Linked DNA regions of Mus musculus: all the other regions are linked to region 3. The links are chromatin loops, found by intact Hi-C in ENCODE. Cell type or tissue: heart. All regions are shown on one strand. Each heading gives the region's core, and the rest is flanking DNA. Links, peaks and the distances in the headings are about the cores only.

Evidence for each region. A loop is a pair of places that touch in the nucleus more often than their neighbours do. Peaks named below come from ENCODE experiments on the same cell type or tissue, not always from the same donor. Only the 100,000 strongest peaks of a DNase experiment are listed, where the experiment ranks them.
Region 1: it touches region 3 in a loop (4-fold over the local background); 11 of 42 quality-filtered maps call a loop at or near these places.
Region 2: a loop joins it to region 3, with 6 times the contacts of the local background. A loop is called at or near these places in 5 of 42 quality-filtered maps.

Annotation. Positions count from the first base shown.
Region 1 is chr17:79,657,920-79,666,245 of GRCm38, reverse strand. Rmdn2 (regulator of microtubule dynamics 2) reads right to left here. Exons shown (of 11, transcript NM_001368314.1): 5 at 6,773-6,833. All of the region lies in intron 1 of Gm33006 (a long non-coding RNA gene), which reads left to right. Among named protein-coding and RNA genes, the nearest start is that of Gm33006, 5.8 kb to the left of the region's middle. In heart, for the core only: CTCF peaks have their summits at 2,224 (motif pointing left) and 4,729 (motif pointing left); no DNase peak of the experiment used is centred there.
Region 2 is chr17:79,103,996-79,112,321 of GRCm38, reverse strand. No RefSeq gene overlaps it. Among named protein-coding and RNA genes, the nearest start is that of Qpct, 56 kb to the right of the region's middle. In heart, for the core only: a CTCF peak has its summit at 1,302; no DNase peak of the experiment used is centred there.
Region 3 is chr17:79,710,830-79,719,136 of GRCm38, reverse strand. Cyp1b1 (cytochrome P450, family 1, subfamily b, polypeptide 1) reads left to right here and starts at 4,076. Exons shown (of 3, transcript NM_009994.2): 1 at 4,076-4,450; 2 at 4,825-5,868. The coding sequence starts at 4,826. RefSeq lists enhancers at 3,051-3,079, 3,192-3,221, 3,212-3,242, 3,005-3,273 and promoters at 3,005-4,203, 1-4,209. In heart, for the core only: a CTCF peak has its summit at 3,380 (motif pointing right); DNase peaks (open chromatin) are centred at 3,326, 4,066, 4,956, 5,476 and 1 weaker place; H3K4me3 peaks cover 3,659 bases; H3K27ac peaks cover 2,456 bases; H3K27me3 peaks cover 5,201 bases.

The sequences.
Region 1 (8,326 bases), core at 20-8,019, 53 kb after region 3:
TGGTTATTTGACTGTAGATTAGACACAGTGTTTCTTCAGCAACTGGCTTATCTACTCTAAAAGTTGAGGATACATTGTTTTTCACACCTGTTTCTGTCTGTGCAAGTCTCTAGAGGACATCAGGATGCTGCTGCCTGACACAAAATGCACACATTTAACTATGCAAAGAGTGTGATAGTCTTATATTGTTTTAAAAACTGAGCTCCGGCATATGGTTTTGAGTGCTATCGTGATCGCTTCTCTGAGTGCGTATACCTTCCAAGTACAAAAATGATTGGGTAATTTCTTAAATTGGAACAGTAACATTATTATTGTTACATGGGAGACAAAAAACAAGAGCCAAAAGTCACTCACTTGCAATCAGTGAAACTCCCCTTTCAGCTGTGACTGTTCTCTTTACAGCCAATGGAACCCACCACCGTAGAGGGAGGAAGAACAATCAAGCCAGCCTATTGGAAATGACCTGAGAACTTAGAGCCAGGCAGATCACTGATCAAACGCTTTAAACGAGAATGGAGTTTGCTCCTCTGAACCCAGAGGTTGGATATTAAATGAGCACTGTTTCAGAGCACTCTGATCCCACTCTGGGAATTTGTGCTTGTTGCCTAAGGTCCCAGGATCACTGCTGTACCTGGGTTAGTGCACACAGCCTTTAAGTCATGAAGTGTTGCTCCTCAGCCTTGCTCCCTCCTCCAACTCTGACTTGGGGTTTTTGTTTCTCCATATAAACGGTGTTCATGATATCACATAAGTTGACAGGATTTTTGCTGGTGATGTATCAAATTTCTGGATTATACTGAGAAAACTGACATCTTGGCAATTCTGGGGCTATGAACCCACAGCACGAACTGGCTCTCCATTTACATAGTTCTCCATATCACTATTAGAGTTTGCAGTTTGTCTCATAGAGATCTTGTACATATTTTATATGTATTTTAAACCCTAAATATTTGAGTTTGGGTGCATGTTACTGCAAATGGCAATGTATTTTAATTTTAAATTTCAATTACATATCCCTAGTATATTAAATTGACTGGGTGTTGTACATTAATTTGGTATCCTGCAACCTTGCGTTGCTGACTAAATTCTAGGGGTGTAAAGGCTGTCACATCTTCAGCAAGGAGTCAAGGTTTTTCCTTCTTGTCCGTCTCTCTCACATTCTTCTGTGCATTCACCAGAATTCTCAGAAGAACCAGGAGAGCCATGGTGTGAGGAACACACCTACCCTGCCTTATCTCCCATGCATATGCGGCAGGAGAGCCACCCTCTTACATCAGCAATGATGCTAGCCATGGCTCCTCTGGGGTTTGTTCTCTGCTAAGCGGAGGCAGTTCCCACTCTTCTGGTTTTTGAGAGGTTTTGTTTGTTTTACTTTCCACGAATAATAATTGTCTGTCCACTGTGCTTTTCTGTATCTATTGATGTCAGCATATGATCTTTCTCCCTCTTCAGTTTATTAATGAACTAACTAGCTGACTTTTACATGTCAAACAGGCTTCTCAAAAGCCCAGGAAAGAATCCACACGGCCACTGTGTATGCTTTTCCTACATCGTTGCGGTTCAGTTTGCTACTACATTTTGAAACAAGTTCTATACCTATAGCCACGAGAGATGCTGGCCAGAAGGCATACAGTGGTGCGGGGCTACACAGAGGCTCTGGAAGAGCTGGCAGAAACGTGGTGTGTTCTTTCCTTAAATATGTGATAGAATTTACCAATGGAGCCTCGTATTTCCTATTATTATTTACCCTATGTCTTTAACAAACAAAGGCCTAAGTTGACTGTTTATGCAACAATTCAATATTTTTGAAATGCTAAAATTCGGCTGCATCATTCCTTCCGAAGACTTCTAGACTATGGAGTATTTTCAGTCCTTCTAAGTTACTATGAGTGAAGAGAAAAGGCAAAGGAATTCCATGAACTATAAACATTATAGGAAGTACTTGTACTCTTTCACATAATGTACCCCTAGGGACTTAGGACAAGTATAATCTGTTCTGAAATCTGTCTTGAGTCTAAAACATTACTTGCTTTCCTCTGTGCCATAAACTCCAAGGTCACTTGTTCGCTTTCCCCCAAAGGCTCATCACCTCCTTTCTTCTAGTCAACTCTAGTTATGATATGTGTATATTATTTTTATAGTGCTCATTTTAAAATGTAATTTAATATTTTATTTCCCAAACTCAAGTCTGACGGGAATCCTGCCTAAGCCACTTTACATGACGGTGAATTACCTCCATCTAGAGGTTATTTGAGGTACTGCTGCTTTCATAAGACTTGCTCATATATAATGTGTACACACACACACACACACACACACACACACACACACACACACGTATATGTTTGCATTGATATTGAATATACTATTAAAAGGGACAGTCATATAGCTTCAACACAACCCTACTCACTTCTTGCCTATTTGTGATTCAGCACTAACACTGTGCACACAGTAGGGATCAGAGGATCACTGTGCACACAGTAGGGATCAGAGGCAGCCTCTTGGAATAGAAGGAGGGCTGAAAACATCAGAACACAACAGCTAAGTTCTAGTTTCTGCTTTTCCACTCATTGTGTGGCTCTGCTTCCTAATCAACACACACACACACACACACACACACACACACACACACAGAGCATTGCTTCTGTATTTAGGCAACAGAAACAGACTGTTGTGTGACTCATATGCTATAAGGAGTGTAGCTATAAGTCATAAACAGTAGAGCACAATAGAGCATGACTCATATGAGAGATATATTTATACCTACAGCCAAACCCATTTGGCCAACATATTATAAATATATTTTATTATCTTGACCCCAGAGTATTTTAGGTTGATATGATAAAGGCAACAGAATCTTACAGAATGCTTCTGTAGTCTTAAAGTTACAGTTGGGAAGTTTTTCCCAAGTTGACCTATAATCCCAGCTATCCAATGAATATTTGTTTTGCAAAACAGATGAGTGGATTTAGCCTTCACAGCACAGTTTGCCATTCTTGTTGACTGAATGAGAAAAGTTTTATTAATGCCTTAATTTACCCTGAAAGACTTCCAGAAGAATAAGATTTTCCCTCAGCACTGTGAGGTGCTGTGGATCTCCCTGGTGCTGTTCGTATTTTGATGCTAATTCTGCTTCTTCGTGATGAGAAGTTGGTCACACACTTTGGTGAGTCCATGTGAACCTTCTCCCCATTTTAACTGGTTGATAAAGATGGCAGAAGCTAATCGGTGAGTGAAGGATAAAGAGGGATTTCCGGGTCCCAGGAAGAAGAGGAGGAGAGAGAGAGGGAGAGGAATTCGGATGAGGCTGTGGAGCATGGAACTCTTGGGGACCGATAATTTGTAGCCTATGGTGGCTGCAGAAGCTAAGAAGGATGGTATAAGAAAATCTTCGCCCGCCCAGCAGTTGGCTGGTTTTAAAATATTGAAGCTGTCTGCTGCACTCAGGTGGATAGGAGAAAGACATAGCTGCAGCTCGGTCATTAGAGGTTTGACAAAGTTAGCTGTTGGGGGCTGGGTGAGACTGTTGCCGGCCCCTGCAACTGCATACATTTTAAAATTACATGCAACAGGGCTAGCTATGAGATCAGTTTATCCACGTGTTATTTCACAAGTCAAAACTTAAGATTCTCTTTCATTCATTACCACAATAAGTTTTAATATTTGATTGATTGAAGGGCTTTCTATTGAGTAGACAGAATACATTTTGAGAGTGAATGTTAAACTGACATTAAAATTTATCAAATTTCCATCAGTTGAATTGATCTTAACATTTTAAAAAATTGATAGTGAATTTAAAAAAAAATTACACGAAATAATTGGATCATTACTTTGTGATGATTTAACTTATTCTGCGAATTAAGTCCTGTTGTCATAATCAAGGTATTAGATTCACAACAAAAATGGAAAGAGGGAGTGGAGGAGGTTAAGGGAAGGCAGGGTAGGCAACATACTGAGGGGGACTAAGTGCTGACTACTGTAGCAAGCCAGGGCTCAGGTACTACAGAGCCGGCAGAGAAGATCCGATATTCTCTGTGAAAACTCAGAACTCACATTGATAAAGGGCCTCACTGAAGACAGTGTATATTTCTCATGTGATTGCTCATGGGTCCAGAGGACTGCTGGACAGACGGAAGAGCAGAGAAAGGCCAAGAGGAAGAAGAGGGAGCAGAAGTGAGAGGAAGGCCTCGGAAGGAGGCGTAGGGAGGAGAAGAGGAAGTCAGTTAAAGGGGAAACACGAGTGTTTGCTTGCACCCTGATCTTGCTGACCAGGTCCCAGGCACCCAGTTTCAAAGATGAAGAGAGAGGATAGCGTTCTCAGTACAAACTCGTTTCAAGTACTCCTCAAAGTGAAGGAACACAAGTGCTTTATCACGCATGCCAGTTTTAAAGTATACAAGATGATCTAGGCAAGCTAAGGAGAGATATAAAATCCAAGACGCCTACACATTGCAGTGATCTTTTAAGTCTGTACCAGCGAGTTCACCTCTCAGTTGCCCCCTCCTCCGGCCTTAACTGAAGCACCAAAGTGTGAGCTGCCTTCCCACTCTGAAGTAGCCTCTTCAGGGGGCTTCCACCAATGTATGCCGTGCCGAAGACCAAGTCACATGTTCTAGCTCCTTAAGCTCACTTCACATTTTGGCATGTGTCTCTTAGAAGTTGGAGTACACAAAAACTACTGGATTTTGTTCAGAAAGTTAAAGCAAGTCCTTGTGAATGGAGCGCCCCCTGCTGATGACAGAATAAACAGACAGCTTTGCTGTTAGGAATCTTGGGAACAGCGAAAAGATAGCTGTTTTAGATAGATTTTGCCTAGGGATGTCCCTAAAGAAACAAAATAGCCCCGGAGAGGGTAAATTTATGAAAAGCTACTATGGTGGTTTGAATATGCTTGGCACAGGGAGTGGCACTATTTGGAGGTGTGCTCTTGCTGGTCGAAGCGTGTCAAGTGGGCAGTGGCTTTAAGACTCTTTCACACTAGCTGCCTGGAAGCCAGTAATCTGCTAGCAGCCTTCAGATGAAGATGTAGACCTCTCAGCTCCTCCTGCACCATGCCTGCCTGGACCCTGCCATGCTCCCACCTTGACGATAATGGACTGAACCTCTGAAACTTTAAGCCAGCCCCAAATTAAATGTTGTCCTTATAAGGGTAGCCTTGGTCATGGTGTCTGTCCACAGCAGTAAAACCCCAACTAAGACACCTACATTCAAGAAATGACCATAAGTTAATTTTCTGCTGTATCTAGGGTAACTGTGTGCTCATTTAGCCTGGGAGAGAAACAAAGCCTGAGGTGGTGGCAACAACTAGGAATCTAAAAATATAAAACTGACCAACAAATAAAAGGAAGGATAATTTAGAACAATATATTTTTCTTTGCTTTTTTTCAGTGTAGAAGGAGGACACATCCCTTTGGGGGGGGGGAACAAACAAACAAAAAAACCCCCAAAAAAACAAAGCAACCAGCCAGAACCAGGAAGTGGCTTTCCTCCTTTGCTCCAAAGTTCCCCATCCTATGTCACCCAAGTTTGTCCCCGGTTTGGTGATCCTAAGTCACAGACTGGATTTCCCTTGACCTGTGGAATTTGTTTCCTGTTACTCATCAGGTTAAAGAAAATGACCCCTCACTTCCAATCTTTGGAACACCGGTGCCACATTTTGCTCAGAAACATGTCATAACTTTAGTATATGTTTTCAAAAACCTATATCTAATTAGATTTAATTATAGTTTATCCTCAAAGGCATGAGACTTGTTAGGTTCTCAGGAACTACTCAAATTTAGAGCATAATCTAAGGAGAAATATGTGAGAACAAATGTAACCATGACACTACCCACTGTCTTTTTCTGCGAGCGAGCGAGGAACCGTGGCTGGTCAGTTCAGTGCAGCAATGTGTTAAATTTATGAAATTCTTAGGCAAATGGACGGAACTAGAAAATATCATCCTGAGTGAGGCAACCCAATCATAAAAGAACACACATGATATGCACTCACTGATGAGTGGATATTAGCCCAGAAGCTCAGAATATCCAAGATACAATTTGCAAAACACACGAAACTCAAGAAGGAAGATCAAGTGTGGATGCTTCAGTCCTTCTCAGAAGGGGGAACAAAATACTCATGGGAGGAGTTACAATGTATGGAGCAGAGACTGAAGGAATGACCATCCATAGACTGCCCCACCTGGGGATCCATCCCATATACAACCACCAAACCAAGACACTATTATAGATGCCAACAAGATCTTGCTGTCAGGAGCCTGATATAGCTGTCTCCTGAGAGTCTCTGCTAGTGCCTGACAAATACAGAAGTGGATGCTCTCAGCCAACCATTGGACTGAGCACAGAGTTCCCAATGGAAGAGCTAGAGAAAGTACCCATGGAGCTGAAGGGGTTTGCTGCCCCATAGGAGGAACAACAGTATGAACCAGCCAGTACCCTCAGAGCTCCCAGGGCTAAAGGAGTACACATGGAGGGACCCATGGCTCCAGCCGCATATGTAGCAGAGGATGGCCTTGTTGGTCATCAGTGGGAGGAGAGGCCCTTGGTCCTGTGCCCCAGTGTAGGGGAATGCCAGGACTAGGAAGCAGAAGTGGGTGGGTTGGTGAGCAGGACGAAGAGGGAGGGGACTGAGGTTCGGAGGTGAAACCAAAAAAGGGGATAAAATTTGAAATGTAAATAAAGAAAATATCTAATTTTAAAAAAGGGACACCCTGCGGTGTGGAGAGAGGCATGCATACTGGGGAGGTAGGGCTGCGGGGACCCCGCATGCTTACCACAGATGGCAGTGTCCATTCATGGGCGCTCTGGTAATAGCTCTCTCTCCTAAAGTTTTTCCTGAAAGACAGAGAGACAGAAGTTTAGTGTCATTATAGGAGTGGGTAGGAAGTAGAGTCTCCAGTCAAGACAGTGGCTCCTAAGTCGGGTCCTGAGGTGGAAAGTGTTTGTTCCCCTTGTGCTTGTCAGATGAGGTCATTCAGCCCAGGGTCAGTTGCTTCCTCTGGGAGTCGGGTTCTTGATCTACGTTTTACCAGCTTCCAAGCACGGTGCTTGTAATCAATTCAAACATCACGTGCTGAATGCTTATTAGCTACTGTATTGTGTGAACATTTGGGGATAAGACATCACATTAGAGCTGGTCCATGACTTCCAGGGCCCAAAGTCCTCACTACACAGCAAATCCATAATCAGGTAACCTGATCAATTAGAGCAATGTCAAGAGAGCACAGCGTGTGTGAGGGCGGGGACCGGCCAGGGAGCTGGCCTGCTCAGTCACGACAAGAATGGGTTCAGGGAATAAATGGAGCCCTTAAATTATTATCCTCAGTTTATCAACAAGGAGATTTTGATTATTTGGCATTACTAAAACATAGGAGATTTTTAAAAAGATTTTAAGTAAATTCATAATGTCAGTACAGTTCAAATTTGTTGTTTTATGAATTAAAGAGTTATAATGATTTGAAATTGAGGTGAAATATTTGAGCAGGATGGCTGTGGCATATGCCTTTAATCCCAGCACACAGCAGACAGAGTCAGGCGGCAGATCTCTGTAGGTTTTAGACCATCGTGGTCTACACAGTGAAGTCAGAGTGGGACTCCCTGCTGATAAGATAAAGCTGATTTCGAAAGACAGTCTAAGGTCCAAAGTGACACACTGTTTTTCCTCAAAGGTACTATCTAAGTTTTTGCTTAAAAATAAGTAGAAATGTCCTTAGTAAGCTAAAAGATGAATGCATGTCAGTCTTAATTTTATATAAAGAGAAAGGGTAATGTAGGCATATTTATCCACATAAGGGTTATAATTTCAATTTAAAAGATAATGCTTTTTCTGTTGCCAAAAAGGACCCCCGCCCCGCACCCCCCAGGGAAGATCTATTTTGCTAGTCAATGTAAGACCCAGAATTAGGGTTAGGACAAGGCTCTTTGCTTTTATCTTTCCAGAAGAAGAAAAGCGTCCAACTAAGGAATCCTAAGACCACTGGACAGAACAAACATAATACTGTTAAGCTTACTAACTGTATTGCATGCTAATTATCAACTTGGCAACACAGAATACAAATGTGTTTTGTCAGAGGAGATAAATAAATCAAATGAACATACACGTCCTGGAGTCGATGTGATATTGTTTTAAATGTAAAAAGATACGGGATTAATGTCAATTGAGGTCTAAACGTGATACCCCATCATTTTATCCAACAGGACACACTGACAGACTGACTAGTTTAAACCGGCACAGACCGGGGCTTGCTACCCCTTTTGAGGAAGGGTGTCATGCTACCCTGAACATGTGGAAAGTATCTCCTCGGAAGACTCCCCCGGGAGGATTGACA
Region 2 (8,326 bases), core at 186-8,185, 610 kb after region 3:
TGCAAATGAAATGGGTGTCTACAGTTGGTATGCCCACGTGAATATCCCAGGAAGATCTTATAAACACAATTCTTAGAAACCCATGTCCAGGTGGTTAATAAAGAGCTTTGGTATTGTAGATTTATTTTTTTTTAACAAAGATGGGGAAATTGTTAAAGTCATACACTTCAAAGATAAGTGTGCTTGCGCCTGGAGATAGGGCTCAGCAGTTAAGATCATTGTATGGGCTTCCAGAGGTCCTGAGTTCAATTCCCAGCAACCACACAGGGGCTCACAGCTATCTATAATATGATCTGATGCTCTCTTCTGGTATGCAGGTGTACATACAGATAGAAAAATATATTTTTTCTTTTTTTAAAAGGTAAATGTCCGGATCTGAATTCTGCTTCAGCATAGCATGCGCTCATCAAATTTCTCATCGTTGTGACAAAACACCATAAAGAAACATCTTAAGGGAGAAAAAACATGTTGAACTCCAGTTGCCAGAGGTGTTGGTTCTCCGTGGCACAGCGAAGGCGTGGTAAAAGCTGAGTAGACACACCTTGGCAGTCCAGGAAAGCCAGCAGTAGCTTGGCTTGCTATTTCTTTCCTCTTCTTATTCCATCTGGGCCTTCAGACCGTGGGACAATGTCACCCACACTCAGGTTCATCATTCCCTCTCCACTAAGCCATCCTGAAAATGTCCTTACAGATACATTAAGACGTGTGCCTCGGTCTCCCCGGTGACTCTCAATCTAAACACATCAACAACAGCGATTAACCATCTCAATACTTGTACCATGTTAACAAGTTAACCTCTCCAAGACTCAGTTTCCTTATTTAGAAAGGAGGCTGTCTAAAATAGATATCTCTATAAGGTTATCAATTTTTAATTATAGGATGCTTCAAGAATACACTCATTAGGCAAAAGCGAATGTCTTTCCCCTCTCCTTGTGCGTGTGTGCGTGTGTGCGTGTGTGAGTGTGTGTGTGTGTGTGTGTGTGTGTGTGTGTGTATGATGCATGTGTACACATTCCTAGAGAGCCTTGCAGGCTGTGCTGACTGACTGTATTTCTCTCAGTAGCAGGTCAGCACCACATAGGCTGCTGGGTTGGATACAATCAGCAACACATAGAAAAGAAAAATAGCCAAGCCCTCGGGCACTCGGGGTTGTGACCCTTGGGAGAGACTTCAAATTTTATATTTGAACTCTATTGACTTACTAACAATGCATTCTCCCACAGCCCTTCAAAGATGATCCTGAAAATAAATGGATAAAGAGCTGCAAGAAGAAACATGAGGCAAAGTCGACACCTACTGGCAGCCTGAGGTTCATGCAGAAAGCAGTCATCCCGGAGTTCAGTTGCCCTAAACCCAGATGAACCCTGAATGCGAATTGTCACCCTTTTATGTGTGAAGTCTACTGTCAAGGAAACAGAGATCTGGACAAAGGTTTATATGCAAAACTTCATCAGGTATTGTTTATTTATGAAAGTAAAATATTAGAAATACTGAGGGAGATTAAAATAAATACACTCTGATTTATTCCTGCAATGGACTACCATGGAGCCATTAAAAACTGTTTTCAAATCATTTATTAACATACAATGTTCTTTAAAATAATTCAAGAAAGGATATTATATGTGCAAAGTATGGATAGGATAATGATTGACAGTAAAATTTATATGAATAGGAAAAGATTATATATATATTCTATGTATACACACATATACACATATATATACATATACATATGTATATATTCATATATATTCATTCATAGGAAGAAATCTAAGAAGGCCAAGAGCTCAGAGTCCGAGTGCTTGTCTGGCATGTACAAGGCCTGAGTCCAATGCATATCTCTGCAAAAGGAAAAGAAAAGAGGGAATGGAGGGAGAGAAATATTACTGTTTTCTTATTTCTATACCTCTATACTTTTCAAACTTACTGTAATAACTGCATTGCTTTAGAAAATATTAAAGAGCAATAAATAAGAACTTTTCAGCCGGGCGTGGTGGCGCATGCCTTTAATCCCAGCACTCGGGAGGCAGAGGCAGGCAGATTTCTGAGTTCGAGGCCAGCCTGGTCTACAAAGTGAGTTCCAGGACAGCCAGGGGTATACAGAGAAACCCTGTCTCGAAAAACCAAAAAAACAAAAAAACAAAAACAAAAAAACAAAAAAACAAAAAAAAACCAACAAAACAAAACTTTGTGAAGCAATCATTTCAATGACTTTAAAAAAAAAAAAGAATAGTAGCTATAAAAAACGAAGGAGCGGTGGTGTTAAAGATCCGAGGTGGACTACTGGAGCTCCGCCTCGGGAGCTGCCTCAGAGGGGCCAAACAAAAGCGGAGTCTGGTCCTCATGGCCGTGCTAACTGCATCTTGACTTCCTAATTTAGCAGACAAAGTTAGAAAGTAAGGGCAGCAGGAGCAGACACGCAAGGCAGCATCAGTATTGCTCCTAGGAAGCCCGCCCAGAGGATGTTCTCAGATGCTAGTGGCAGCCTATTGGTATCACCTGTGTGGAGGGTTTTCTTCTGTCCTTGGCTGTGCGTAAAAAGTCTGCTCACCAGAGTAGATTAATCCAACTCTGTCTCTTCGGTGAATGTCTGACTCATTTCTCCCCCGGAGTATTTCAAGGTCCTGGCTCTTACACACACCAGCAAGTCACTACACTCCTCTGATCTTTACCAGTCTCATTGTTAAACGTGACAAGAGCCTCGCAGCTGACTGTGGATGCCACCTTTATATAAAATACCGTCCCTTGAAAGTAACCCCAACCAAAATGCTAACCAAAACTACAATTAGATTCTAGACCACCCCTGTCAGAATGGTTATCACTAAAATAGCAACCGAAAGCTGACAAGCATGGTGTAGAGGGAAAGTGTGAAGTTCTCTGACCATTCGAGACATCAGGAGGTGGTTCCTCAGTAATTCCTAATATAGAATTACTATATGATCCCAGCTATGTTTTCTTTTCTAGAAATGTACCCAAAGGAGACTAAATTAAAATACTACAGAACCACTTATCTGTCCATGTATATCGAAACACTATTTACTATCGCCAAGTTATAGGACCAGATTACAATGTTCATCGATAGATGAATAGTAAAGAAAATGGGTATAAATAATGAAGCCATGACATCTTCAGAAAAAATGGATGGAACTAGGGATGATAAGGGAAATAGGTCAGTTACAGAATTATGATAAATATTTCATGTTCTTCACATGTAGAGTGTGTGTGTGTACATGTGTGTAGGGAGAGAGGGAGTAGACTAGAAGAGGGAAGGGGAACGAGAGAAATAAGAAAGGGCAGAGAAATACATGAGACATGAAAGAGGAAGGGACAAGTGTTGAGGGGAAAAGGGGGAGAGAGTTGTGTGTGAATAAGAACAAAGAATGCAGTGTGTTTATAAAATTCATATTGAAACCCATTCCTTTGTTATCACATGAAAATTAACAAACAGGAAAGAAAGCAGCCTTGTGTAAGGTCATACTCGTGAGCATCCTTCATGAATAATTAGTGCCAGACATTCTCACACGCTGTTTTTAAAAGTGTTAATTCACCTAATTAAAACCCTGTGAGTGAAATCCCAATATCCACATGAGAGAAAGGAAATATAGCCTGATCAATGTTGAATGTGTTTTATATTGAAGAATCGGGATTTGAATTCAGCCACAAGGCCAAAGGTAAAGCCCTTGAACACTACTCAGAGTGGCCACATGGCTTTTAGGGCTCAACAAATCCCTGCAGAGAATGAGGTTGCAGCTGAGGATATCGTGGCCCAGAAAAACACTGTGATTGGCCCAGACAACTAACAAGAAACACCGCAGACTTCACTTCCAAGGACAGTGAGGCCCCTGCCCCATCTTAAGCCAATGTGGTTCCTTGTTCCGGAGCCTGCACTGGGGTTTCTGCTTCCATTTAGCACCACTTCCCTTGTCTGGTAACCAGAAACTTGAAGTCCACCCTGTTATTCAATGGTCAAATTACATACTCTAAACGGTACTTGGTGAACCTTTGAACTTCTGTGGAAACTGAAGGTCCGCACAATCAAGTTTCCACCACCGTAGGGAACAGAGAGGGGAAGCAGGACATCTCCTGTAGGAAGGGGCCACAGTCATGAAATAAGAAGTCTCTCCAAGACACAGGCAAACCCCAGCTTCGGCATCATAATGAGATCTCCTGGGGCCTTTTCCTCTCCAGCCACCATATCCACAAGGCCAAGCTCTACCTAAGATGATATACTGGCTGGTTTTGTGTGTCAACTTGACACAACTGGAGTTATCACAGAGAAAGGAGCTTCAGTTAAGGAAATGCCTCCATGAGATCCAACTGTAAGGCATTTTCTCAATTAGTGATCAAGGGGGAAAGGCCCCTTGTGGGTGGGACCATCTCTGGGCTGGTGGTCTTGGTTCTATAAGAGAGCAGGCTGAGCAAGCCAGGGCAAGCAAGCCAGTAAAGAACATCCCTCCATGGCCTCTGCATCAGCTCCTGCTTCCTGACCTGCTTGAGTTCCAGTCTTGACTTCTTGGTAATGAACAGCAGTATGGAAGTGTAAGCTCAATAAACCCTCCCCGGCCCCCCACCCAACTTGCTTCTTGGTCATGATGTTTGTGCAGGAATAGAAACCCTGACTAAGAGAAATTGGTACCAGCATAGTGGGGTATTCCTGTGACAACCTGACCATGTTTGGGGGAGGACTGTGGAAGGACTTTGGAACTTTGGGCCAGAAGATCCATTTGGTGTTAAGAGCTCTGTGAGATGTTGTGTAGGAGCTTGGAAGATAATGTTGAGAACAGTGCAGAAGATGGAGGCCAGGCTTGTGAAATTTCAGAGGGAAAATTAAAGACTCTTTTCAGGGCCATTGTTATTTTGTGAAGATTCTGTGGTTCTAATTAGCTGGGGCTGAAGAATCAGCTGTGATTAACAAGATACCAGAACTACTAAAGTGAAACTTTTGTATTACTGGGACTATTGATGCTGGTTAGATGGAGCTAAGAAATTAGCGGTGATTAAGAAGAGACCAGCATCATTGAGGTGACATCTTCTGGGAAGTGTTTTCTGAGAGCACGGTGGCTGTGTTCCAGATATAGCCAAGATTGTACCTTGTGCTGTGGCTGGACTTGGTAATGTGAAAGAGTCACCCAGGTGGTACTAGTTTTGAAGGCATGAAGTGGTCATGAAGAGCAGCTGAGACTCGGCACCGAGAGAGGCCATGGAAGGCCATTGGTGAAGGTGCAGCCTCAGTTGCAATTGATGGCCCAGAACTGAAGGGGTCCTGCAAAGGAGTTGAGGCTTGGCACCATGAAGAGAGCCTATGAGAGGCTGTTGGTGAAGCCTAGTTACAGCAGAAGACAGCAGTGTTTTGGAGATGCCAGTACCACGAGATGACCACCAAGAGCAGCAGCAGCAGTGGAGTACAGGCATCTGGAGCCTGGAGGACGATGCATGTGCTACAAAGGACATGGCTAGAGAAGTGTTCCAAGCCCTTGGAGGAGCCCAGAAGATCTTGAGTTGGATCCCAGACATTGGCCAGTTGGAGTTTAAGATTCTATAGTTCTGGTTAGCTGGGGCTAAAGAAAGCTGTGATTAACAAGATACCAGAACTATTAAAGCAAAACCTTTGCGTTACTGGGACTATTGATGCTGGTTAGCTGGAGATAAGAAATTAGCGGTGATTAAGAAGAGACCAGCATCGTTGAGGTGACATCTTCTGGGAAGTGTTTTCTGAGAGCACAGTGGCTGTGTTCCAGATATAGCCAAAGTTGTACCTTGTGCTGTGGCTGGACTTGGTAATGTGTAAGGGTCACCCAGGTGGTACTGGTTTTGAAGGCATGAAGGGATCACGCAGAACAGCTGAGGCTCAGCACTGTGAGAGGCCATGGAAGGCCATTGGTGAAGGTGCAGCCTCAGTTGCAATTGAAGGCCCAGGACTGAAGGGGTCATGCAGTGTTTTGGAGATGCCAGTACCATGAGATGACCACCAAGAGCAGCAGCAGCAGTGGAGTACAGGCATCTGGAGCCTAGAGGATGACGTGTATGCTACAAAGGGCATGGCTGGAGAAGTGACCCAAGCCCTTGGAGGAGCCCAGAAGATTGTGAGTTGGATCCCAGACATTGGATGGTTGGAGATTGACTTTTGCTTTTGATTGTGACTGTGCTCTGATATTTTCCCTCTTGAAGGAAGAAACTATTTTAGTGGAGCCCACAGTTAAAAGACTTTTAATTATAAAAAGACTTCAGATTTTAAAAGAGATCAATATTTTAAAGAGATTGAAAATTTAAACATTTAAAGTTATTTAGAGCTTGGGGATGAATAAGAATGTAACGGTTGAGGCTTAGTAGTGATGTGTTTGTGTGTCAAGTTGACAAGGGGTCAATTGTACTGGCTGTTGTGTCAACTTGACACAGCTGGAGTTATCACAGAGAAAGGAGCTTCAGTTGAGGAAATACCTCCATGAGATCCAACTGTAAGGCATTTTCTCAATTAGTGATCAAGGAGGAACGGCCCCTTGTGGGTGGGACCATCTCTGGGCTGACAGTCTTGGTTCTATAAGAGAGCAGGCTGAGCAAACCAGGGGAAGCAAGCCAGTAAAGAACATCCCTCCGTGGCTTCTGCATCAGCTCCTGCTTTCTGACCTGCTTGAGTTCCAGTCCTGGCTTCTTTTGGTGATGAACAGCAGTATGAAAGTATAAGCTGAATAAACCCTTTCCTCCCCAACTTGCTTCTTGGTCATGATGTTTGTGCAGGAATAGAAACCCTGAATAAAACAAACGCCAAGTTGGGGAAGTCAGTGAGGGACAGGGTGATGAGAATTTAAGTCAAGGTTCTCTGTCCAGAAGCAGGGGGGTGAAGGCAACTTTGAGCATTCCTGAAGGTTGAGGTCTTGAAACAGCTGACGTGCTCTTCATCCACCACTAAAGGCCATGCCGCCACTGCCCTGCGTCTACAGTGCATCAAAAACCAGAAGTAATTCACCTACACATTTTCTCCTGGAAGTTTTCACGTTTCCTTCCTTTTTAAAAAATATGTCCATGTTTGGGAATTTTTTAAAGTATCTCTTTCCATTATGAAATATTATTAGCCTCTTGGTAACTAATGCAAAAGCAAAGCAAAACAAAAAAGACAGGCGCGTTTGCACACACACACACACACAACTAGAACACTCTAAGTCGCATCTGTTCATAGGATCTACCTAAGGAGGGTGGCCAACTGACATTCACTGAGATTATTTCCTTTTTACCAACGACAATGCGACAGACCCCAGAAGGCTACTGGGTCACCATTATGACCTACAGTGTCCATTCCAATCTCAAATGCCCACGTGGCTCTACTGTCCACCTTTCATTTGAGTCCCATGTCCCTAATTCCACTGCAATTAACTCATTTATCTAGAAAGTTCTCAAATGAGCAAAGCAAAGACCTCCACTTTAGCAGTGTTTACATTTATTTTTAAAACGTTCAAATTTTAAAAATTTTGTTTTTATTAGTGATTCATTAAAATTTAATTTCCAAATTAAAAAAAATAAAAATAATTAAGTAAATCATGCAGTATTTTAGCAGGTGATTAAAGAAAGGATAGAACACAGAAAAATCAAGGTCTCAATTTTAAATTCAGGGCTCAGGGAAGATTTAGCAGCAAGATTACGTTTTCTGACAAGGCTCAGAAGAAGAAAAGTCAAGAAGTATCTTTCTGGGGAGGGGACTTCTCTAGGCAGAGGAAATAGCAGAGTGTTAGGGCACAAGGGGTTGAGTCATCTTAATGGAAATGTCTAGAAAAGTAACTTTCTTCTTGTAGGTTTTAGAAAAAGAACCAAGAAGTTAGGGGAATTTATATTTATATAGTTATATTTAGTGATTTTTAACAACTCTCTTGGTTAAAAATATATAACATCATAAGACATAACAGTAACAAACAAATGTATTATTTGTTGTAAGAAATTTTTCTAAAGAGGGATGTTAGGCAATATTTGGGACCTTTGCTCCCATACCAATAGTTTTTATTGTTGTGCAGGTGACTCTCCTCCCCATTTTAGTTTTTAGCCTGTATTCCCAGGAAACCTTAATGACTCCTATAATTAGGGCTCCCAGAAAGCCTTGACGTCTGATATAATTGGAGCCTAATCACATACCAGGAGTGACTGGAACTACCAAGGAGTGACCTTGGCCATCTCCTTGCTTGAAGGACTATTAACACTTAGCAAGTTCAGTTGTCATTGTTTTAAGTAGACACATCTGGAGCTCTGACGTTGGCAGTTTAGCTAAAAACATAGTGTACAGCATCACACTCTGGGGAGAGGTGAATTTAAATTACACATACGGAATGATGCAACAAATTAG
Region 3 (8,307 bases), core at 308-8,307:
GCCTCACATTGGAAACTTAACCTGAATCTGCATTTGTGCTCCCCACCCTGCATAACAAGTGCCTGATCACTATTCTCCCAATGTCAGGGTTGTTGGAAATAATAACTTCTTTTTCCTCATGTTCCTTTCTGTGAGCATGCTTGTATGTTTGCAGTGGATTGGAGGATCACACTGCTTACCTATAACATCCACTTAGAGGTGATAAAGGGCAGAGCTGTCTTGGGTGTTGTGTTGTCTCTAGAGAGAATCCGGCTATTGCTGACTTGTAATAAGGACAACAGCATCATAGTAACAATGGATTTGTATTATTTAACTTGATGGCCGTGATGCTCAGGATGCATGGAGTGCATTTTGGAGGCTCCTTGGCTTCCGGATGTTTTGCCCACTTTTTTTTTTCCCTTCTAATTATAAAACAAGCCCTTAATCACAGTGTGAAACCCAATGCCAATGTGGCCCGTCTAGGACCTTGAAAGAGATGTTTTCTCTCAGGGCCTTCATCTGAAGGCTGCCTGTGGCCACAGTCTCCATCTGTGAAAGACTTAGAAGAACAAAGAGCAGAGGAAGCAGAGATGAGGACAAGCCACCCTGCCTGGGTCATCTTATGCCCTGAGGTATTGCTGCTAGCCTTTGCCACAGGAGCTGGTATGTTCTCTGTATAAGCTGAAACTGTGTCTGGGAGTTGGCACACTATGAAGCATTTTAAATCCCCACTTTAAACCACTTCCCAGCTTAACTGGTCTTTTTGGAAGTTATTTGCAGGGAAGAAAAGAAGAAAAGAGGGAAAAAAGAGAGAGAGAGAAAGAAAGAGAGAGAGGGAGGGAGGGAGGAAGGAAGGAAGAAAGGAAGAAAGGAAGAAAGACTGATTCAAGGTTGAGATCTGGGAGGAAGAAATGCTGCCTTCTGTATTGTTGACTGAGAAGAGATTTCTAGGTTGAGAGCCACAGGTTGGTTGAGAAATTATGGCATTATCCCAAATACAGATGCTTGGTTAAGAGAGAACAGAACCAGATGGATCAGAAATACATACCGGTGCTTGGATTTATCTGAAGTCATCTCACCTCAAACCCCATCCCCAAGTCAGGTTTTCTTTGTGCAGCCTTCAATGTCCTAGAACTTGCTCTGTATACCAGGCTGGCTCTGTGGACTAGACTCCCAGAGATGTCCCTGCTTCTGCTTCCTGAGTGCTGCAGCTGCCGCCGCCACCACCCAGTTTCTATGAAGTGTTTATTGGGGACTAAGACTCTTCAGTGGCACCTGTAGCCTAAAAGCCCAGGTGGCCAGGCACACTCGTTTGTCATCTTTGATAAGAGCCTATCTCCCTGACACCATCTGTCCAACTGGTTCCTCTCCTTTTTGAGGCATGCCCTAGAACAGGAGCTGCGGCCAAGGACAGCGTCTGCTGTGGCAGGCAGGCGTGCACGTGATGATCTAAAAGCTACATAGCATTTGTTAAACATGAGGTCTTAGTTTAGCTTTACCCCTTGTTTTGTGCATTACAATGGAAGTTGATTTGGTTTGAAGGCAGCTTCTACCTACCTTATCTAATTCTGGCAGAGATGCTAGGAGAAAGGCTCTGAGTACAGATGGTTAAGTCCTAAATCTCTGGACAGGGTTCTGCTAAAGCCGCACACTGGAAGGTCACCACAAACTTTCTTTGGAAGAGCTTCTTATGGTTTTCGCATGTGTCTCCCCAAAGCGCATGCGCTGCCACTTTAATTTCTCTGGGTAGTGGTGGTGCTTAGGGGGAGCTTCTAGATACTGGGAGCAAAGAACGTGATGTGTTAAAATGGTTCTCCTGAGTGTTCTGCTCTCATGGACTGTAGCGGTGGCTGCCCTTTACCTTCGCCCTCCTCTCAGGAGCTGGTTTCATGTTCTTGGAGGACTTTCCTGCCTCTTGAACTATGATCTCATGTAAACCCATTGCCCCCTTTGATACATGGACCAGTCTCCAGCATTTCGTTACAACAGGAGAAAGACAAACCAAAACAGGTATGTTGGACCAGTGCAGCTCTGAGAAACCAATGGTTATTAGTAAACTAAGACACACTTGACCCACGTCATCACAGGAGAGCTAGACTATAGTATATATAAAATCTCATTCAGAAAAGACTGCAAAAGTTACTGAAAAGACTTATAAAAAGGCCTTTTCTTAGCAGGCCAGGAATTTTATTGAAAGATGTTAGACTCTCTTTCAGACATTTTCATTAAGTTCCTTTATAATGTAATCAGTTGTTTTAATGTCAGCTGTGGGACAACTTCTACTGGCCTTGCTCTTGGCCAATTCAAGGGCAAAGAGTGAGCATAGCTTTTCTCTGTGAGTCTTATAATCCTCAGTCATGAAAACAAAAAACAACATCCTTTTGGCTGATTCAAAACTTATTACACTTATGTACACGCAAGTGTGTGTGCTTTGGCATGGGCGTGGAGGTGAGAGGATTACTTGAGCCTTGTGCCCTGTGGCATCTAGTTCAGGTGGTCAGTGTTGTTAGCAAGCACCATTAGCTGTTGAGCCTCTGGCCAGATCCTATGCAAATTTTGTTTTGGTTTGTTTTGCTTGTTTTGTATTGTTCAGCAAGAAACTTGTTGATCCTCTTAAGGGTGCTTTTAATAGACCCGTATGAGGGATTTGGAGTGGAACTTTGTGAGTTTAAATCCTGTCTTCACCTATAGAGAACATTGTGATTCAGATAATAGTCTCATAATCTCTCTGAATCTCTTTATTTGTAAATGAGACAATAACACAACGCTGGGAACGGGTTATCCAGAGATCACACCAATGACCTGGGGCTACAATTCTTCCTTTATTAGAAGCAGTCTACCTCTTTCTTGGGTTGCCTTTTCCAGAGCCTAACAGAAACCTTGTTCTCTCAGGTGTTTTGCACGATACCTTGCATTGACCATAAACAAGAGCAGTTGCTTCCCAGGCCTTTTGACATCCTTGGCTTTCTCTTTGAAGAAAGCGTCCCCGAAGCTAGTTTGGGAAACAAGCTGAGTGAGTGGGGGTCGACCAGTTGGCTGCGATCGAGCATCCTCAGGGCAGGCCCTGCGGGCGGCAGCTGTGCGTGCGCCGCCAAGGGTGGTGGCGGCAGGCACCCCGCCCTTGGCCGCCGCCTCGGCGTGTCAGGTGTCGTGAGAAACGCGGGAGGGGCGGCCGCGAGCAGCGCCCAGGGAGATGACTGGAGCCGACTTCCCAGAAGCGGCGCACGCAAGGCACAGCTCCGCACGCAAGGGGGAGGCGACAGCAGAAACTTTTCAACCCAACCGTTTGTTGGCGTACAGAGCCGCCTCCTCCTCCCACTCACCGCCCCCTCTCGGGTCTGGCGCTCCAGGACTGTCTCTGGTGCCCAAGCTTGGATCACTGCCTGGGGCGACCTGAGCTGTCACGCGTGTCCAGCAGGTGGCAGAGTTCCTGTCGTTTCAACGCGGGAAGCCTTGCCTTCTGAGAGCTTTGTGTGCAGAAGGATGGTGCACGCCTTGGGGCGGGAGAACTTTAAAGGTTTCCAAATCTCAGAGGTAGAGATCTGTGCACACAAAGGGCCGCGGCCGTGGGGCCAAATGCTTTGTAAAACCTTAAGATAAAGATAAATGCAAGGCAAACCAAGCTGTCCTGATATTAAAATAGCAAGTTTCTTTTCCTGGCTCGGTGCCTAAGGATCATGAGCAAGGCACCAAACTCGAGTCACCTGGAGGAGGAGGGCGTGCTCCTGGTTGAGCTTTGCTCCAGCGCGCAGAGGCGTTGGAAATTCTGTCCCAAGCTCGGTTCTGAGGAAAGCGTGGGGGTCTTGACTGGGGGGTGGGGGGTGGGGAGGATGACTGACGACAAGCCCTTGTCGCCAAAGGAAAACTTTACAAGGCGGATCCTAACAAAGCTGCCAGCTATTGTTTCAGGAGGGTCCCAGCCAGAGGCGCGGATTTCCCACTGGACCACCCTGGGTCACTAAGCACGGATGTGAGACCCAACTCACAGATCTGTGGATTTTCGCAGTGCGTCCCGCCCCTCACGCCCCACCCCCTAAGGTCCCGCTTCCTCCAGTCTCTACCCAGTCCTTAAAACCCCGGAGTAGAGGGATGGCGCATCGCCTCTGGGGTGCGTTGCAGACACCTCTGCGACGCCAGCTTGAAAACTGCCAGCGGGCTGGGATTTAACTCCACTTTATCAACTCCCACCCCCGACCCTTCTCAACTGCAACCCCAACTCCGTGAGAAAGCCCTGACTTTGCGGGGTCCCAGGTGCAAACTTGAGACACTTTTGTCCCTGTCCTCCATCCTAATCTAAGTTTAGGCTCTGATTGAGTCAAGAGTAGGTGCTAAAGCAGCGGGCCTCAGGTGTCTAGGTCTCGGGGTCCCTGGGGACTCTCAGGTTGAAGCCTTGCCAGAATCTGGGCAGAGGCTCCAGAGCTTCTCCCAGATCCCGCTGCTCTACACCGCTGGAAACCACGCTTCATCGCAGGTCAGTCTGTCCGCGGAGCCACTTTCCTGAGGTCTCTTCAGGGCAGTTCTTGAAGGTCAGGGGTGGGGGTATTAGGTACTTTAAAAGAAACCTGCCTCAGTGTCTGCCACCCACCGGCATTGTGTCGGAATTCTGGGAACCGTTAGGCAGCTGGGGATTTGGAAGCCGATAGGTCTCTGCTGGAGGCTGAGTTGGGTAGGAAACATAGTTTTAAGCATCTTGCCCAGAAAGCTAGCCTTTACCTGAATTATGCACTGCCTCCTCTCTACTCAATCCCAGGGTAAAGCCCCATGCTGGGGCCGAGACGCGGGACGGAGGGCACTCTTTTTTTCCTTTGCACACCTGAGTTTCACGGTTTGCCTTTGTGTCCCCAGCATGGCCACCAGCCTTAGTGCAGACAGTCCACAGCAGCTGAGCTCGCTGTCTACCCAGCAGACCACTCTTCTGCTACTCTTCTCCGTCCTGGCCGCCGTGCACTTAGGCCAGTGGCTGCTGCGACAGTGGCAACGGAAACCGTGGTCCTCGCCCCCAGGTCCCTTTCCTTGGCCACTGATCGGAAACGCGGCGGCTGTTGGCCAGGCGTCGCACTTGTACTTCGCTCGCCTTGCAAGGCGCTATGGCGACGTTTTCCAGATCCGTCTGGGCAGCTGTCCCGTGGTGGTGCTGAATGGAGAGAGTGCCATCCACCAGGCCCTGGTGCAGCAGGGCAGCATCTTCGCGGACCGGCCGCCCTTCGCCTCTTTCCGTGTGGTGTCTGGTGGCCGCAGTCTGGCGTTCGGTCACTACTCTGAGCACTGGAAGACGCAGCGACGCTCGGCCTATAGCACGATGCGTGCTTTCTCCACGCGCCACCCGCGCAGTCGCGGTCTTCTCGAGGGCCACGCGCTGGCAGAGGCTCGAGAATTGGTGGCAGTGCTGGTGCGGCGCTGTGCGGGCGGCGCCTTCCTCGATCCAACGCAGCCGGTCATTGTGGCGGTGGCCAACGTCATGAGCGCTGTGTGCTTCGGCTGTCGGTACAACCACGACGATGCGGAGTTCCTAGAGCTGCTCAGCCACAATGAGGAGTTCGGGCGCACAGTGGGTGCGGGCAGCCTGGTGGATGTGCTGCCCTGGCTGCAGCTATTTCCCAACCCGGTGCGCACCACCTTCCGCAAGTTCGAGCAGCTCAACCGCAACTTCAGCAACTTCGTTCTGGACAAGTTCCTGAGGCACCGCGAAAGCCTGGTGCCCGGGGCTGCTCCTCGAGACATGACGGACGCCTTCATCCTCTCTGCCGAAAAGAAAGCGTCTGGGGCCCCTGGCGACGATTCCTCCGGGCTGGACTTGGAGGATGTGCCTGCCACTATTACGGACATCTTCGGAGCCAGCCAGGACACCCTTTCCACCGCGCTGCTGTGGCTGCTCATCCTCTTTACCAGGTAAAGCCTCCGGGAGGGCTGGGTCAGTCCTTCTTTTCCTCCTTTGAAAAAAGGAGTGCCTCTGGGCGCAGGGTTTGAGGTTTCGCGCTGCGTCGCCCCCCAACCCCCAATTCCTCGAAACTGAGATCTCAGGTAAGATAAGGCCGGGTTCAACTGGGCAGGCCAAGACATGTGCTCCCCCTCTATAAGTGTTGCCAGGACTTTCCAGCATCTCTGATGTTGCGCCCCACTCCCTATCCCCCCTTCCCCGTGATAGGGAACAAATGTATTAAGAGTCCTTCCCCACAAAAAAAAAAAAAAAAAAAAAAAAACCAACCAAACAAACAAGCAAACAAACAAACAAACAAACAAACAAGAATTTTACTGTGCTGGCCTATCAGCTTTGAGCCTTCCGTGGCTCAATAGAAGCAAAATTGGACCGGTTCCAAGTTTAAGGGGAATGCAGTAACTAAACACAGCGCACAGCGGGTCCCAGGGAGGCTGTGGGCCCTACTTCCAACTTCGGGCAGGGTTCTGTTACCAGGCTAAGGAAGCCAGCAGAGGTCTGTGTTCCCAGAGGACAACCTAAGAATAAGGTTTACCCTGAGGCGGTTCCACCACAAAATAAGCAGGTGGCGTCAATTCTGTGGCGTGCCATCATCCTCTAGAGAGGAGTCTAGGTGCTGGTGGGAGTCTTGATCTCTGGGCCAGGGATCAGACCTCTATAGCGCAAGGCTGAACATCAGGATTAAGCAGCGTCCCCACCTCCTCCTCGCACTCAGGTGGTTTAAGTAAATGAATCCTTTATGGGAATTTGACAATTACCTATTATTTACCTAAAATGCAGATTTACCCTGTATTTTATCTAGAAGCACTACTTGTTTTCCTAGAGAATAAGACAGCGGTTCTCAACCGGTGGGTCACTCGACCCATGTCGCCTAAAACCACAGGAAAACACAGATTCATTACAATTCATAACAGTAGCAAAATTACAATTTTGAAGTAGCCACGGAAATAATGTTATGATTGGGGGGGAGGGTCACCAAAACACGAGGGTTGCAGCATTAGGGAGGGTGAGAACCACTGCCCTAAGAAGTGCTGAAGATGCGCTCACCTTTGAATTTGTCACACAGGATCTGGTTCCTATTAGAATTCACACAATTCGTATTCCCTTAGATCTGCTTTCTCATTTTAAAAGTAACGTATATTTAAAATAGCTTTTCAATATTAAAGTCAAATCGTGGAAACATATTGGGACTAGTGAGATGAGGGGGCAGAAATTCTCTTAAAGGGCATTGAACCCAAGATTAGGAAAAAGGTCTTCCTAGAATGTATTGTCAGGTCTTTCACATCCCAAGATAAGCGAGTACTCTTTGAAAAAAGAAAAAAAAAATTATTGAGCTGTATAAGTTGTTCTCCATGTGTTCCAAAGAAATAAAACCATTTCAGGGTCACTTTCAATGAAATAAAGGTGACATTATTTTTCCTTTTCCTGAAAAGGCTATGTAACCAGAGTGGGCAAATTACGATGCCTGTTTAGATACACATTTTATTGATGCAGTCGCCACTGGTACGCCTTAAACACTGGGGCATCTCTCCAGCACAGATTTTAGCAATTTTGATGGCTATATAATACCCTGTTCTAGTTATATACATTAATATAATCAGGTTTAACATTAATTAATGCAGGTTTTGGCTGCATTGTGAGTTTTGAGCATTGCTATGATTAAACATCATTATCCCTTTTAAGCTATTTTCTGAAAATAGATTTCTAGGTATATAATATTGGATTTAAAAATGAGAGGTTAAGGAATTGCCTTTATAGAGTTTGCTGCGCAGGAAGATTTTGAGTTCCAAAAGAATTGTCCCCGTTCCTAGCAAAAGCAGTGCAGACCTATAATGGGTCCCTCATCTTACAAGCTGGGGCTCTGCTTTGTGAGTTTAGGACATGCGTAGCGTCATCTATCCAGAGACCAATAGTACTTTATAAAATAGAAACAAGGAATTGCCTAAGGATATGAGAGAAGAAAAATAATTTGCTTTCAGGGTGGCATTTTAATTTCTGTGGGTCCAGGGCCCTTTTGCCTTTGTAGATTTCTTTATAAAACATTGAAAATATATTTTATAACTACACTGATATAAAATGAACATGTTAAAGTGTGTATGTGAACATCTAGCTGTAAGTCCATTTGTTAGGTCTGTAGGTTTTAAAAGATAGGCAAATATTTTCCTGGGTGTCTAAAAGGTATACTCTTGTGCATTTTTAGACTATTAAAAACTGGAGAGTTTTATTTTCTCACAATGGAAGATAAATCCTAGACTACAAGAGGCTTATCACAGAAAAATAAAATTATTATTGTTTAACTTGTAGTACCGAGTGTGAGAAATTAGTAACCTGTTTTAGACTTTCTTTCAGAAATTGTAATTCAGTCACAGACCTAGATACTTTGTGGAATTAAA